Linked DNA regions of Mus musculus: region 1 is linked to region 2. Evidence: chromatin loops called from intact Hi-C (ENCODE). Cell type or tissue: heart. All regions are shown on one strand.

The links. A loop is a pair of places that touch in the nucleus more often than their neighbours do. Peaks named below come from ENCODE experiments on the same cell type or tissue, not always from the same donor. Only the 100,000 strongest peaks of a DNase experiment are listed, where the experiment ranks them.
Region 1: it touches region 2 in a loop (2.0-fold over the local background); 11 of 42 quality-filtered maps call a loop at or near these places.

What each region holds. Positions count from the first base shown.
Region 1 is chr17:26,581,332-26,589,331 of GRCm38, forward strand. The region is part of intron 1 of Ergic1 (endoplasmic reticulum-golgi intermediate compartment (ERGIC) 1); the gene reads left to right. Among named protein-coding and RNA genes, the nearest start is that of 1700049J03Rik, 19 kb to the left of the region's middle. In heart, a CTCF peak has its summit at 3,383; DNase peaks (open chromatin) are centred at 1,220, 1,890, 2,470 and 3,380; H3K4me3 peaks cover 1,908 bases; H3K27ac peaks cover 4,866 bases.
Region 2 is chr17:26,635,127-26,643,126 of GRCm38, forward strand. It overlaps Ergic1 (endoplasmic reticulum-golgi intermediate compartment (ERGIC) 1), which reads left to right. Exons shown (of 10, transcript NM_026170.3): 7 at 860-920; 8 at 3,617-3,717; 9 at 6,456-6,578. Gm41553 (a long non-coding RNA gene) reads left to right here and starts at 6,585. Exons shown (of 2, transcript XR_876696.2): 1 at 6,585-7,334; 2 at 7,986-8,000. In heart, a CTCF peak has its summit at 3,770 (motif pointing left); DNase peaks (open chromatin) are centred at 3,685 and 5,385; H3K27ac peaks cover 1,873 bases.

The DNA.
Region 1 (8,000 bases), 54 kb before region 2:
GCCTGGTGTGTTGGAAGTATTCAGCCATTGATTGTTGCTAAGGGACCACATGGGACTTACCTGAAAAGCAATTTAAGAAACAGAAACCAAAGCCCAGGAGTGTAACTTCATAATGGTTTCCCACCTCCTTTAAATGACTGTTCTAGGTGGGATCTGCACATGTGCTGCTGGAGTCAGACTTGCTCAGTCTCCCTTCCCGCCAAAGAAAAGTTAACTTCTGAGAGGTCACTTGACCCGTAGGTACTCGACCACTGGGGCTCCTAAAATGAAGCCTTTAAAGAGCTGCCTGGGGTATTGGTGTTGGACAAGGCCACTATGGGGCTGACTGCCCTTAGTGGGGCAGGCACAGCGTGAGTGTTACAGGTCACTGCATCAGCCCCCACCTCCCCTAAAGTGCCATTTCCTAGATTCCTACAGCATGAGTAGGAACAGAAGACAGTAAGGGAAGGACAGGAGGACATCACCTTGCCTCTTCATTCATGCTCTCCATCCCGTTCCCCAGGCTTGTGCACATGCTTGGCTGGGCGAAAACTTCAATGCAAATCAAATCTACTAAGCCAACTCAAATCTCAGCCAAACGTCCCAAACGTCACTGGTCTGTTTATCACTCACGCATTGACAGCTGCATGCCACTGATCAGGCAGAGGATGGGTGTCCACCCGACCTTTGTGGACATGGTGCCCACCCTGCTGAGGCTTGCTTTCCACAGGAGTCCATGACCAAAAGTTTTCTAGCAAGAATGCCCAGAGCTTTAACTTTGTTCAGGATTCTAGAAGGTTCTTCCATGGTCTTTATTCTGAGGACTTAATGATAAGCAGGGCTGGTTTGGTGCTGGAACAGAAAGTTGCAGGCTGCTCTGGAGGAAAAGGCCGTTATGAGTGGGTCTTCGTGGTGGGTAAGCAGTTCCCTGAGGCCTGGGAAGGAGCATGCCCTCCGGGCTTCATATAGCCAGGACCAGAGGTCTGCAGGCCAGGGATTCTCAGGGTGGATGTCTGCACAGGCTCAGCTCTAACAGCAACCCATCAGACTGGCAGCAGCTGGCTCTGCTAGCAGCTGGTCTGACTGCCAAGATCTCTCTTTGATTCACATTTTCCACATTGAAAGATGTTTTGAAAACCTTGACCTTCAATTCATCACATGTCCCTTATTAAATTGTAAGTCACATCCAGCCAGTTAATGAAAAGACAATGGGCGGGTGACGCAGTACAAGGCATCTTGGCAGGAGCTCACCAAAGCGCTCTAGCCACAGAAGACCTGACCTAGTGATACCCCTGTTCCAGGGCAGACAGCGTGTCACAACTATGAAGGGCTGGGCTTGAGAGAGTGGCAAGGCTGCAGTAAGGCTGGAGAAGCGGGGACATGCTGAACATTCAGCAGGGCCCAGGCAGGTAGACGGGAACCCGACTTAAAAGAGGCAGAGCCCACCGGGGGAGGTGGGGAGGAGTCACACGTTTGACTGGAAGAGAAGCAAGTGGTAGATGTGTGAGGGGGTCAGTGTGGCAGGGGCTTCTTAGACGCGGGCATGTAGACAAATGTGAGTTGGAGGGAAGAGATGGCATTGTGACATTGTAATGTCTGTCCCCAGTGAGTACTGTGAGGTGGGAGGGCAGTGAGAGATGGAATAGACAGCTGAGGTGGACCTTCACATGCTGGTCACTTGGTGGGAGCCACAGAAGGTTCTAGAACAGATGTCATTCTGAGGAAGGTAGGAGCAGCTGCGTGGAGAAACACGTAGGCGCAGAAGAAAGTAGCTGAAGGCCTGGTGGCATGGGTAGGCCCAGTTTCAAAGATGGCAGAGGGTGTGCTCTCCCTTCTAGGCCGACTGTCCGTCACCTTGCCTCGTTCATGGAGGCGGGGCAGAGAACTAAGACTGAGTTCTAGCTTGCCTCCTTGGCCTCACTCCTCACTACCTCCACTTACCAACGGAAGCAGCGTTCTGCCTCCCTCAGGGGTGTGGCAAGAGTGAATGAAGCACTGCACATAGAGAATGTTAGGAGAGTACTGGGTGTGCAGACAGCTCTAGGTGAGTGTCACCAAGGGCCAGAGAGCCTACATGGGGACACCCTAGCTGGGGAACTTAAAAGTATTGGAGTCCCCCGTGGGCCAGTAGACTTTAGGGCCATGTTGACATATGTCCATGCCCATTCACACTCTCTGTGTTGACTCTTGCACTGGTGAGCAAGGGAGCCTGTGGGGCTTCAGTTTGCTCATTGTGAAAGGGGATGGAGGCCAGTGCCTGGTTCACGGCACTGTTGCAGAGATGAAGTGGCCTGCTTGATGCTGGAGAAGGACTTAGCGATGGGCATGGCTGGGGTCAGTCCTCATTCACATCCAGGTTGTTGCCACTTCCATAGTAGAAGCATCATTTCCTGTCCAGTGCTTTCAGGAAGATGCCTCTCCTCTCTTCCTGTCACTTCCCTGTAGAGACTCTGGACCGGAGACTCCTCTCCTCCCCCAGCCCCAATGAGTCTTGAAGACTTGGCCAGACTTGTGTGTAGTAGGGAATGGTCCCAGCCTGGGCTCCACCCCTTGCTGGCCGTGGGAAGTTGTGTCGGTCTGTCATCACTGTGGCACTGCCTTCTCATCTGTAACATTGGGCTGATAATCCACACATTGTGTGAGGGCAAAGCTGTGTGGCACACATGAACTACTGCGTGTGCCATCTCCGGGGCCAGAAGCCTCTTGTAGCATCCTCTTAGGCAGAAGAGGATCCTGGTTCACAGAAGAGTCGCAGGTTCAAGGACAGTATCCCAGGATCTTGAGCACAGAGTGGGCTGGAGGCATCTCAGCTAAGTATTCCAGGGTCGTGGTATGTGACAGTGTCAACCCAGCCCAGACGCAGGAACAGCTGTCCACCCTGGCCAGCCAGTGTGCACACTGGTCAAAGTTTGTTATCTTAGCCTTTTTAACACCCTGCGAATATGGGAGCAGCAATCCCTACTGTCCAAGGGTCGAAGCTGTTGCAGGCTAGGCATGTGGTGAGAAAGCCCTGACAGGGCATTTGTCAGTAGCCTGTGGGACATACCCAGGAAGTCTGTTTGTGGTCCTCTTCTCCATACCTTTCCTTATAGCTTCTTAGGCTGCAGGGCTGGGAGGCAGTGTGTGGCCTACATAGAAGACTCTGCACCACACCAGAGAATTAGCATGGCCGACCCTAAGTTCTTCTCTCTGCCCTGCATCCCCTCTATACCCCTGCTAGGGTCACAGCGGGGCCGATCCCTGTAAATACCAGTCCGCTTACATGTGCATTTTTCCTCTGTGATCTTCCTGTTTTGATGAGACACTGCCTTTGGCCGCACGGGTTCCCTAGGGGACTGCGGTCCTGAGGCCCAGCCCTAGCCAGTCATTCAGGAATTCTGCTTCCTGGCGCCCCACACCCTGCACATTCCACCAGGGCTAGCGCCTCCTGCTCTGCGTGAATGGGGTCTGCCTTCCCCATTCCCACGGTTCCCATGGCCACTTCCTTATCACCCTCTCCAGCTGACTGAAAAAGGCCACATTCCAGGGCAAAATTAGACTCACCCTCCCTTTCTGTTTTCCTCCAGCGGGCAGGAGAGTTTGCTAGAGTAGACTGGCGCTGGAGCCCACGGGTACAGGGAACAGACTTGCTGCTTGGCGTGTCCCCTGAATCTATCACTTCGTTTCTTGGATCATTTGAGGAATGCACTGGGCTTCTGCTGTATGCCAAGAAAAGCCCCAGGGACTGGGCTTACAAACAGTGGGGTTGTACAGTGTAGCATGGGTACGGGCCGACAGCTGCTGGGCTTGGGGGTTGAGCTGTTTTCATTTGCTCCATATTCTAGATTCAGCTGATGCCTCCATGTTGCTTCTAAGGCGTCATTTGATGGCGTTTCAAGGTGTCTGCTTGTTCGTGCCGTGCTGGGGATGGAACCCAGAGCCTTTGCATGTGTGCTCTACGGCTGAGCTGCATCTCCAGAGGGCAGAATGGGGGTTACTTTAAGAGCCCCCCTTCTTTCTAGCCGAGGCAGCACAGAGCCGCACCTGAGCGCCGATGCTATGTTCTTCAAATGCCCCATGCTTAGAACCACAGGCCAGGTAAACCTCGGGGCAGAACTTACCCAATCTGTTAGAGCCACAAGAGGTGACACCTGGCAGCATCTGACAAACCCAGGCTGGGACCTTCTAAAAACTACCAGTGAAACCAGGGGAGGGGACAGACTGCAGCAGTCTGAAGGGTGCCCTTCAGAGGCCTCCTCCACTCAGGAAATCCCTTGATTCCTGGCTTCACTGCGGAGAAGAATTTCATGATGATTCAACATGAAGAGAATTGGAGTTCACGAGGGGTTTTTTTTTTTTTTTTTTTTTTTTTTTTTTAAAGATTTATTTTATTATTAATATATGTAAGTACACTGTAGCTGTCTTCAGACACTCCAGAAGAGGGAGTCAGATCTTGTTGCGGATGGTTGTGAGCCACCATGTGGTTGCTGGGATTTGAACTCTGGACCTTCGGAAGAGCAGTCGGGTGCTCTTACCCACTGAGCCATCTCACCAGCCCACGAGGGGGGTTTTAATGTTAGTTTTTGGCCCAAGTACTAAGGGGAAATGAGGTGTTTGGGAAGAGAGTAAGACACCAGAGAGCCTGGGTGTGGGCTTCTCTGAGGGCCACACGCCTTTGTCTTTACAATGGACAGGTACAGGATTATGGTGGATTTAAAAGATAATATCTTCAAAGGGTTTGTTATCTGCTAAGAACCCGAGTGAGATCTCTGGGTAGTCCTGAAGGGCACCTGACAGGGTCGCACTTGAGACGGTGGGTCACAGGCAGTTGGAGATCCCCACTGTCAGCAATGTTAATAGTCCTGCTTAGGAGAGTCACAGATGATGTCCAGTTCATTACCATTTTAACAATATCTCTATATGGGTAAATTATAAAGTATCTATCTCATTTACAGTCATCTTTTACTTATTGTAGGTCTATCATCCATACATCCATCCATCCATCCATCCATCCATCCATCCATCTATCTACCTATCTATCTATCTATCTATCTATCTATCTATCTATCTATCTACTGTCAACCATCTGTCTAGTCTGGCTTCTCAGCCACTTAGAGGCTCCATGGAGACTTCAGAGTCAGGGGCCCTTTTTCATTTCTCACATCTCTATGATTTCCTTGTCTTTCCTACTGCAGAAAGTTGAGGACCAGTCACAGACCTGGGGGGGGGGGGCTCCAACAACTGAATGCAGTGTGGTACCTGAGCCCAGCAGAAAGACAAGAGAGCCAAACCCTGAGAAAGTTGGTGGCCTAGTTGATGGGATCATGTCAAGTTTCTTAGTTTTGAGAATTTCAGTTACATGAGATGTTAGCATCTCATCCAGGAAGCTGGTGGGAACCTGCAGTCATGTTTATCCTCTGGAGATAGAAATAGTCAGCCAGGCGTGGTGGTGCACGCCTTTAATCCCAGCACTCAGGAGGCAGAGGCAGGCGGATTTCTGAATTTGAGGCCAGCCTCATCTACAACATGAGTTCCAGGACAGCCAGGGCTACACAGAGAAACCCTGTCTCGAAAAACCAAAACCAAACCAAACCAAAACAAAACAAAAAGTCTAAAGTGCAAAGTTTATGCTGAATTTCTTTCCATCCATAAAAAGAAGAAAAGAGAAGAGCAAGAGGAGAAAATGTGAGGGGCCTAGTGGCTTGTCATCCCAGCTATTTTGGAGCTGAGGCAAGATGATCACAAGTTCAAGACCTGTCTGGTGCACTTAGGGAGAGACTATCTCTGGAGGAGGGGGAGGGGGAGGAGGAGGAGGAGGAGGGGGAGAGGAAGAGGAGGAGGAAGAGGAGGAAGAAGAGGAGGAAGAGGAGGAGAAAAGGAAAAGAAAAAGAAAAAGAAAAAAGAGGGCTGGCAGTCTGTCTCCGTGGTAGAGCTTGTTCGCAATGGGCCCTCTGAACCTACAGGCTGTACATTCACAGATTCAGATAACCATGGGAAATACTCAGAAAATCATGTCTGTCTTTACTGTGTATAGATTTCCCTGTATGGTTCTTGTTCCTGAACAATGCTGTTTGGTATACTCACCAACAGTGTGTTCTTGGGTAAGTCACTGAGAAGTCATTTCAAGTATATGGAAGGATGTATGAGTTCTCTACCTACCATATACATTCTATACAACACATTTGCGTGTCCCTGGAGTTTCTGAGGAAGGAAGTCCTGAAGCTAGTCCTCCAGGATATCTGGGACAACCGTACATGTTTGGAGAAAGGCTTAGTGGAGGATGGCGTTGGGAAGGTAGACGCTTTCCAAGTGTAAAATTATCTCTGTGACAATTCTCCCCAGCAGGTTAGCTGGCCTTGTTATCTGAGCTAGAGTCAGAGCCTGGCCCCCGGCAGCAACTGACAACCAAGCTTGACCACCATTCTCATTGGTCTCCGTGGAGGTCAGTGTGGCCACATTGGAAAAAGGAACCAATAAGGAGACCCAGCAGCCTCTGTTGAGGGCTCCTGATGGGAGATTTAGGTTTAAACAGAAGGCCAGAGTCCCCATCAAAGTGTGCCCCGCTCTTCTTCCTCTGGGCTGCAGGCTCTCCTGCTAGGTGGACAAGTTGGGACTCTGGAATGTCTTTCTGGCTGGTACCAGGCTCCATGCAGCCTTCTCCAGCATGAGGTTCCTGGGGGAGATTCCAATTCCTTGAGCTATATGGACTCAATATTCCGATAGCCGAAGAGAGGGACACATGTGTCTCTTTGGAATGTATTCACTCTTGCCAGGAATAGCGTTTCCTAATGGGGGTCTGGGCCGCCCCTCCCGAGAGGGGGAGTATGCCCCTTGCTGGTGTCACTGGCTCCCAGCTAGGAAACGGGGCTTGTCCTATGATCCTTTCCAGTGTGGCCCACACAGCAGCCACTCTTGGCACCCTCACAGTGTTTGCTGCGTCTGTCACACATCCACCACCCTATGCACACAGCATATTTTACTTGAGTAGTCTTCGTTTTTTTAGAAGCTCAAATGGATGGATTTTCAAAGGCAAACATTGATGTCATCCCCACAAGTGGAAAACAGTCCTCACCAGTGAATCCCCGGCATCCTTAAGTGAGCAGGGAGAAGGCTTGAGCGGGGAGAAGGCTTGAGCGGGGATTATTGAGGTTGTGGGTTGGAGGTAGCTCCGAGGTAGAGTGCTTGCCTGGTGTGTGTGAAGTCTTGGATTCTACCCCAAGCACTGTTATATTAGATTGTTTTCGAATTATTTTTTGTTATTTTACAAGGAATACGGGCTTATATTTTAAAGTTGCATCTTCGGGAACTAGGGAAATGGCCTTGTGGGTAAGAGCATTTGCTACATGGTGTGAGGGTCTGAGTTCAAATACTTGGCACTCACAGGTAACTTCAGAACTGGGTTGCTAGGGCTCAGAGACTGGAGGATCACTGAAGCTCGCTGGCCACTAGCTTGACTCCAGGTTTAGTGAGAGACCCTGTCTCAGGGGAGTAAGATGAAGAGTAACAGAACAAGATACCCAGGGTCTTCCTCTGACCTCTGCAAGCACCTGTACACACCACATGTACATGATACACATCTCCAATACAGAAGTGGACTGCTGGGCAAGGTAGCTTGCATGAGACGCTGCTCCCCCTCCCAGCGACTCTCCACCAAAGTGAGATGATCAGATGTTCAAAGGTCTGCTGATGCCAGGTGAGATTTTCTTTTAAGATTACTGAGACACCTGAAAGAGAAATGGGAAGTATTTGCTGTCTTTTCTGGGTGTCCACATGACCACTGGCCAGATCCGCCATTGGCACAACAGACTTCGATATCAGGCTGGGGACGCCGGTGCTCATGTGGCATGGCCTGCCTCTTCCAGGAACTCGATGCTGGTAGTTCTTAGAGGTCCAGCCTGAAGCTACTTCCTTCTCCTCCACAATTTCATAGCATTTCTTAAAAAGCCAAAAGTTAGATCTGTGTTCTTCTAAGAAGTATGGGGGTTATTTTCCAATGTGGTATTGCTCTTGCTTAATTCTGAGAACTGGATTTTGGCATATTG
Region 2 (8,000 bases):
GATGACTGAGGAGGTGGGGAGCAGGGAATTGGGTTTGTATGGGGAAAACCTTTGCTTGGTTGATGAAGAGGATGCTGACAAGTGTGGCCCCTGTACACCAAGTGTACACCTGCCACGAGGAAGAAGGACCCACACAGCAAGGCTATTGGCATGGACATGAGGGAGGGGCTGTAACCTGGGTAAGGAGGGAGAGGACCTAGGCTAAGGCAGTGGAGAGGGCCGACCAGAGCTCAGAAGCAAAGGACAACAGCTCTGCTCCACCTGAGTACACAGATATTCCAGCTCAGAGCCAACCCATGCCCATCTGATCGCTTGAAAAACATTTATCAAACATCTGCTGTGTGCCAAGTCTTGCACATATTGGTCAGGCTGAGGGTGGGTCCTGCTGGTCTGACTCTTCCAGCCTACAGGGCGGGCATACCATCACATCTCCATCCTTGGAGTCAGAAACCAAATCTTCACACTTTCGGTCCAAGGCAGCAAATGGACAGCCTTCCCTCCCCCGCGAGTGGGTTCAGCCTGAGGGACAGGTCACTCACCTGCTAAAGTGTTTTCTCTGCAGGAACCTACCCCGTCTACTGCTCTGATCTCCCTCCCTCCCGCTTCCCTGAGGTCCCATGGGCCTCTATCAGGCCCAGTCTCTGGGCTCAGTTCTTTGCAAGGTCTGCTTATTTGGCCCACTTTGGGCCTCCCTCCACATCCATGTCAATTATCCCTCCTCCCGGAAGCCCTTGCTAACTCGGTCCAATGGCTGGGTTGCCCTTTATGACCAAATGGCCCCTGGTCAGTCCCCACAAGCAAGGCCAGGCTTGAAGGTGGGAACCCCCAAGGAACTGTCTCTCACTGTGCTTCTCTGCAGGTCCAGAATGTTCACGGGGCTTTCAATGCTCTTGGGGGAGCAGACAGACTCACCTCCAACCGTGAGTATCTTAGCATGGAGCAACCCCCTCCCCTGCAGAAGTCCCCGTCCAGCCGGTGGCATGGGACTAGGGAAGCCAGCGGGGCAGAAGTCAGGTGCTTGCTGCAAGCCAAGGTCATAGTCTCACACCATTCCTTCCCCCACAGCTGCCCTGTATAGTACACAGACTCATTCCTGTCTTTTAGAAAGGGAAGAGGGTAGCCTGTCCCTAGGGAAGGTTGATTGTACCCCCGAGCTATTGCCAAGCTCCAACAGCATCTGCTGTCCCTGCTACTGACCACTGTTTTGCCGTTGTCCTGAGTGGAGGCAGTCACCTGGATCCCACAGAGCAGTTACAGAACCAGAACCCACTCTGTGAGAACCAGCTCTGTAGGTGGCCAGTGGGGGAAACCAGCTGGTCCCTCCCCTCCTGCCCAAACCCTTCCTATCAACCATTGGCTCCTTCCAAAGTCTTAGTGCCGAATCTCTACTTGCCAAAGACTGCACACACACACACCTCCATTCTTACACACACACACACACCTCCATTACACACACACACACACACACACACACACACCCCTCCATTCTTACACACACACACACACACACACACACCTCCATTATACACACACACACATACCTCCATTCTTACACACACACACACATACCTCCATTACACACACACACATACCTCCATTCTTACACACACACACATACCTCCATTACACACACACACACACACACACACACACACACACACACACACACACCTCCATTCTTACACATGCCCATATGTGCATGTTGTGCGTGCATGCACACAATATGCTAAGAAAAATAATGTCCACTGGGTCACTTTGAAGCATCATTTATTTGTGTCAGCCCTTGTGCGTGGTAGGGACCTGCATCTTGGAATGTGGGCAGCTGTTGGCCATGATGGCCTCAGGGCTGTTAGGCAGTCAGACACTGAATGCATATTGATCAGGCACAGTACCAAGTTCTAGAGACAGGAAGGTGAGTAAATGAAGCAAGCAGCCTCTGCAGGCCTCCATTCTGTGCTGTCAACTTGGAAGTGTTCATGATACCTGGGCCTGAGGCAGAACCCCTGTGACTCCTTAAGGACATCCGTCTGGCGTGTTCCTACTGGGGAGGAAATGTGAACTGATTCTCTGTGCACAGTAGACATAAGGGTGGCTCTTTTTTTTTCCTTTTGTGACTACCTAATGTTTTGTACAAATAGCAACAACAACAACAAAATAGTAGAGTTATGATTTTCACTAAGGCCTTCCTTTCTTCAGGTTTTATCCTTGGAGAGTGGGAATTTGAGACTTGTACTTCAAGGTGATCTTTGGCCTCCTGGTTTAGGTATAGATGTGAGCCCATCTCATGGGAGTTTCCAGGGATGAAGACTAGAATCGGCCTTTAACCCCATGTGACCCTAGTACTCTGGACCCTGAGAGCCATTGTGGGCATGAGCAAGAGGTGTTGGGTCCCCTGTGCTTAGCTTAAAGGCTCCAGGGCTTTCCCCAGTTTTCCTGAGGGTGTGTGTTGGGGGGGGGGGTCACCTCCATCCCAGGAGTGCTGCCCTTTTCTGAGGAGACAGCAGGGCCAGAACTAGTCAAGGCTGGAATGCTTGCTCCATGCTCACCACTCTTACAGATCTGAATCTGATCTGCAGAGACCAGGATTAGAACCCAGAAGACTAAACTCCCATGTTCTTTTAGCTCCATGGTTCCTAGCCCAAGGTTCTAGAAGGAATAAGAGGGATGGACATTGGGCCTCATTTTTTGCTCGGGAAGGCTGAGGCAGCTCTGGTTAGCTCATGTTTATCAGTAGCTGATTGATCCCTTCATCCTTTGTCCAGCCATCCTGTCCACTCCTTCATTCAGCAGGCCTTGCCACTGTCTGCCCTGTCCCAGGCTCCGTGCAGGGTTTAGGGGCAGGAATGTAAGACTTTGTCCTTGCACTCAGCAACTTTGCCATCCAGGCTGGGAGGAGACAGGGGCGCTGGGTGAAAAGGTCGTGTTAAACTATTACAGGGCTGAAGGGTCAGCAGTTTATTGAGAAAGAGGGAAGACAGTGACCAGATTCTGTTGTTTGTTTTGGCAGTGTTGGGATTGAGGCCAAGGGCAGGTTTATGCCAGGCAGGCGCTTGACCCCAGCCCTCTGGGTTTGATCAGTCTTACTTAGTTCTTTCTGGAGCCCAGAGCCCAGATTATTTTAAAACTTAAAAGCAGACAGACAATACCTACAATGAAATGGGGTCTTTCTTGAGTCCCACCTTTCTCCCTGGAAAATTTCTCTGTGTGTGAGGGATGGTGGGGAATGTAATTTTGCCAGTCTCTCTCTAGTCTAGTTAAGGATGAAACTGAAGCTGCTCTGTTTCCTGGGGCTTCTCTCTAGACAATTCTTGGTGACCACGCATTAAAGAGGATGTGTTCCCTGGCCCCTACTTCACAGGAGCGTGCTGCTCCTGGGCCTGAATCTCAGAGAAAATGCCCCCTCAGCACCCCTCGTTAATGGCTATCCCATTTGTAAGTGTGTGGCTCAGAGTATTATATATTATGTAGTGCAGATCTAACAATCCCAGCAAGCCACATTCTGAAGAGAAAGGGGAGAGGACCCTACAGTACCAGGAGGACTTGAACTTGGGGTTACAGGCAGAGCCACCTGCCAGGCAGTGCCCACCCCATCTCATCTTATGCTGTATTCCTGCAGCCCTGGCCTCCCATGACTACATCTTGAAGATTGTACCCACAGTGTATGAGGACAAGAGCGGCAAGCAGCGCTACTCCTACCAGTACACAGTGGCCAACAAGGTGAGTGGGCCGTGAACGGGCTGAGCATTGCAATTGCTCCCTCTGCTGGCCAAGGGCATAGGCGATGCCCCGCACATTCTGCTGAAGGGAATTTCAGTGGGGTGGACAGGGAGTGTCCAGGCTCATTCTCTAGTCTGAGTAAAGATGAAATACCAGTTCTTGCCGTGGTAGTGGCCTCAAGGTCCAGGTGAGACACTCTTAACAAGGAGATAAGATGTATTCTGTTTGAAGTAGGCAGAAGACCATCCCAGCTCTGACATTGTCTGGTCCTGGTTTCTTCAGGCTCCTGTTGATCAGCACATGGCCGATGCTTTGCATTAGGCAGGGAATCCTATCAAGGTGGCTGTGGACGTCTCAGGACCCCAACAGTCCAAGAGACACACAGGTCTTCTGGGAAGCCAAGGGACATCCAAGCCAAAGAAATGAGATGGCACAGCGGTTAGTGGCTTGAGCCTCTCCAGAAAGCATGGCTTGTGCCAATGGAACATAGGCACTTGGAGTAGGTTCCCCTGTTTACCACGAGGCTCCTGTTTCTGCTGTTGCAGGGCCACCCAGACCCTTAGTATAAATGATGGAGTGTTCAGCTCAATTAACTATCATTATGGTTGAGGAACTCGCCAAGCTGTGTAGTTACAGTGTAGGAATTAGACCCAGGTTCCTCTTGGGCTCCAGAGCCCCCTGGTTGCTCACCCACTCAGTCCAAATAGGGATCGTCCAGGCTTGCCCACTTGGACAGCCTCTTGGTCATGGGTCCCTATGCTCTGATTCCCTTTGATCCATAACTCTCTCCGAGAGACTTATTGCTTACATTCACTATTTCAGGCCGTGTCTGTCCTACTCTCTGGTGGCATAACAAAATTCTAAGAGCCTAAGTAGTAAGTAAAGAATAGAAGTCAGCCAGGCAGTGGTGGCGCACGCCTTTAATCCTAGCACTTGGGAGGCAGAGGCAGGTGGATTTCTGAATTCAAGGCCAGCCTGGTCTACAGAGTGAGTTCCAGGCCAGCCAGGGCTACACAGAGAAACCCTGTCTTGAACCTTCCCCCTACCCCCCCCCCAAAAAGAAAAAAGAAAAAAAAAGAAAGAAAATAGAAGTTAATTTATCTCATGGATTGGGAAAGAGGAAGTCAAAGAGATCAACCCCAGCCTGTGGTGAGCCTTCTTGCTGTGTTGTCCAGTGGAGGGCAGGGCATGGAGAGACACAAGCATACAAGCTTAGAAGTGCTTTCCTCTTCTTATAGGAGAGCTAATGCTACCATTGACACTTACCTCGTGGCCTCATCTAACCTAATCACCTCCCAGATTACCACCTCCAGCCACCACCAATGTAGGCTTACTTCCGGGTTCAGCCCCTTGATGTACACAAAGGACCTGTAACTTTAGATGGCGAATAGCCGTGGTCCCCCTGCCCCACATGCACAGGGCTCTGGGCTCAGCCCAGCACTGCAGCATGCGTATGACTTCTGGGGAGCATATTTCAACCATTGTACTCATTATAACCTCCCCCCAGTGCTGCCACACATCAGCAGGAAGCAGGGCCCTGGACCACACTGCCCCATCCTAGCTCAGTCATGTGTCCTTGTTTGTAATATGTCCATGGCAGTTACTTCACAAGATTGCTGTCAAATGAAGCAATGTTTTCAGAAAGCTCCCAGCTCACTGGGAAGGCTGGGTAATTGGTACACTACTGCTGCTAGATTTCATTCTGTCTCTTACCCCCTCAGCGCTGGGCTGTGGCCCAGACAATCACCCTGGGAAAGCTGAGTTTCCTCTGCTGCAGGCTTCCTCCATCAAAGCTTTGGCAAGGGCCTGGTGGCTGGACCAGCTCACTCAGCGTTCTCTGTGGCTTTGCCCCCAGCCTGTTCTGTGAATGGAGGTGGCTGTCCAGTGGGTTAACACTCAGTGGTGTCCATGGGATCACTCCAGCTGCTCAAGACCAGTGCTGGGGACATGGGGGTTGGGCCTGGGGACCCCGGCATCCATCTCCATTTGTTGTAAACAAGAGACGCGAGCCCAAGCCTTTCAGGACCCTGAAGTGCTCAAACCAGGTCCTGTGGGTCATCAGCTCAGATCCCTGTTCCTTGGTGGCCATTTGGCCAATGCTATGTGCATCCTTACGAGCCATGGCAGGTTGGGCACTGTACCTTCCCTGTTCTCTGTGCTGGCCCTACTTGGTGGACAAGTTCACACCCACTTGGTTCACCTGTCAGGCAGGCTATCTTCTTATTCATGGTTTAGAATGCCCCTTCCTTAGTGAGCCTTCCCCATCCCCCTGAGCAGAACTGGCTCACCTATGGCCTGCTGAGCACCCTCCTCCACCCTCCCTACACGGATACTGTTAGAAGCTAGTGATGCGATGATGTCTTCATCCACCAGCCTGTGACTCCTCTAGGGGAGGGGCTTCATCACCCCAAGAACCTTAGGACAGCGGAGGCAGCCAGCAGAATAAATGAGCAGATTCCGTGTGACTGGCAAGTCAAGGAGGAAATGCTCAGACCGAGTTCAAAGCCCACTTTCCTCTTCCACGTCACCCTCAGATCTGTGCTCCGTTCTGGCTCCACTTCTAAGCTATGTGGTCTGTTTCCCATAGTTGAAGGGACCCAGCGTGCTTTCACTATGCTGCCTGTCCAGGGCTTCCAGAGCAGCTGAGAGGAGGCTGCCTGGACACCCTCTGCATCCCACACCCTCACCCACCTGAGGCTGGTTCTGCTTGTAACACTCCTTCCTCCTCTCTCCTGCAGGAGTACGTTGCCTACAGCCACACGGGACGCATTATCCCTGCCATCTGGTTCCGCTATGACCTCAGCCCCATCACAGTCAAGTACACAGAGAGAAGACAACCCCTGTACAGGTTCATCACCACAGTAAGTACCCAGGGCCCAGAGCCAGCCGTGCAGCTGCTGTCAGCCCCCTTGCCGAGGCAACCCTCCCTCGCCTATGCTTGCTGGAAGCAGATGGAGCCTGCTGGGCCCCAGGTGAGCGCAGGTGGCTTTGATTCTCTGACCCCTGAGAAGTGTTACCAGAAGCAGGCTGGAACCTCTGGCGTCCCCCTAGCTGGTGTGTTGTGGGAGGTGCCACTTAGTGCAACTGATGCCTGAGGGAAATCTCCACTGGCTTCAGGCCGCTGGTGATTTTTCTTCTTTGTGGAAAACGTTTTTTCAGCACTTGGTTTTTTGAGACAGGGTCTCACTATTTCAGTCCTGGCTGTCCGAGAACTCATTCTGTAGATCAGGCTAGCCTCAGATTCAACAGAGATCCTGAGTAGCAGGATTAAAGGTTTGCACTGCGATGGCATGCCCTTTCAGCTTCTTCTCTGTGTCTTCTCCGGCCCTGCCGTCCTGGGTCCAGTGTGGTCCTTCTTCCTGCTGCGTTCTCTTCCTTTGCTTTTCCTTCTCTCTGCCTTGTCTTCTACTCTGAGCAACAGTAGGATGTCGGTTTTCTTTTACACGGACTCTCTGTCACATGAACAGTTTCCTGGCTTCCAACTCATCACCCTTGGGTCCAGAGCTGGTGGGTCACGGTGCCTGCTCCACCCAGGAGGCTCCAGGGATCCAGAGTCAGCAGAGGTGACAGCCAGGATGGCTCTCTACCTGTCAGATTTGGACACTGGGCCTAAAGATGTATGTACTTCTGGGAGGCCTTGAGCAGGGGAAGCAGGGTCTTACTGTGTAGCCCAGGCATAGCAGCCTCCTACATGGCTAGGAGTGCCGCTTTGCCCAACTTTATACTTTTAATATTGGTTTGAGATCGGGGGTCTCAATCCTGGCTGGTACGTTTCCTGCTATGGCAGAGTCTGCGGTAGTCAGACTCTTCTAGAACAGATGGGATCTATGAAGCTGGTTTGATTGTTGGGTCGTCAGCAGACATGGCTATATCTAGTCATGTATCTGTCCCAGACTTTCAGTCTGTTTGTCTTTCTCTATCCTGGCTTCCTTCTCAGACAGAACTTAGCAATAGACGTTTCCTATTTCTCTGTAATCCCAGGCCAAACCCCAGAAAGGACAATGTTGTCCTTGTTCCAGCTGAGGTCCTTCTGTCCTTCTGGCTTAGAAAATGGAATTCTCTGCTTGGTCTGGGCTAGGTCTCGTATCCTCTCTGGAACCAGAGATTGTGAAGGGGGTAGCATTACTGGAGAGGAAACTCCAGGCCAGTTTCTGGGAGGAGGATGAGCAGGCGCTGCGAGGTGTATGGTCAGGGAGGTGTCTGTGGCCAGGCCATTGCTTTTAACCAGCGACATAAGAATAATGATCTTTGTTCTTGATACCTCCCAGGCCTGTGAGGCTCAG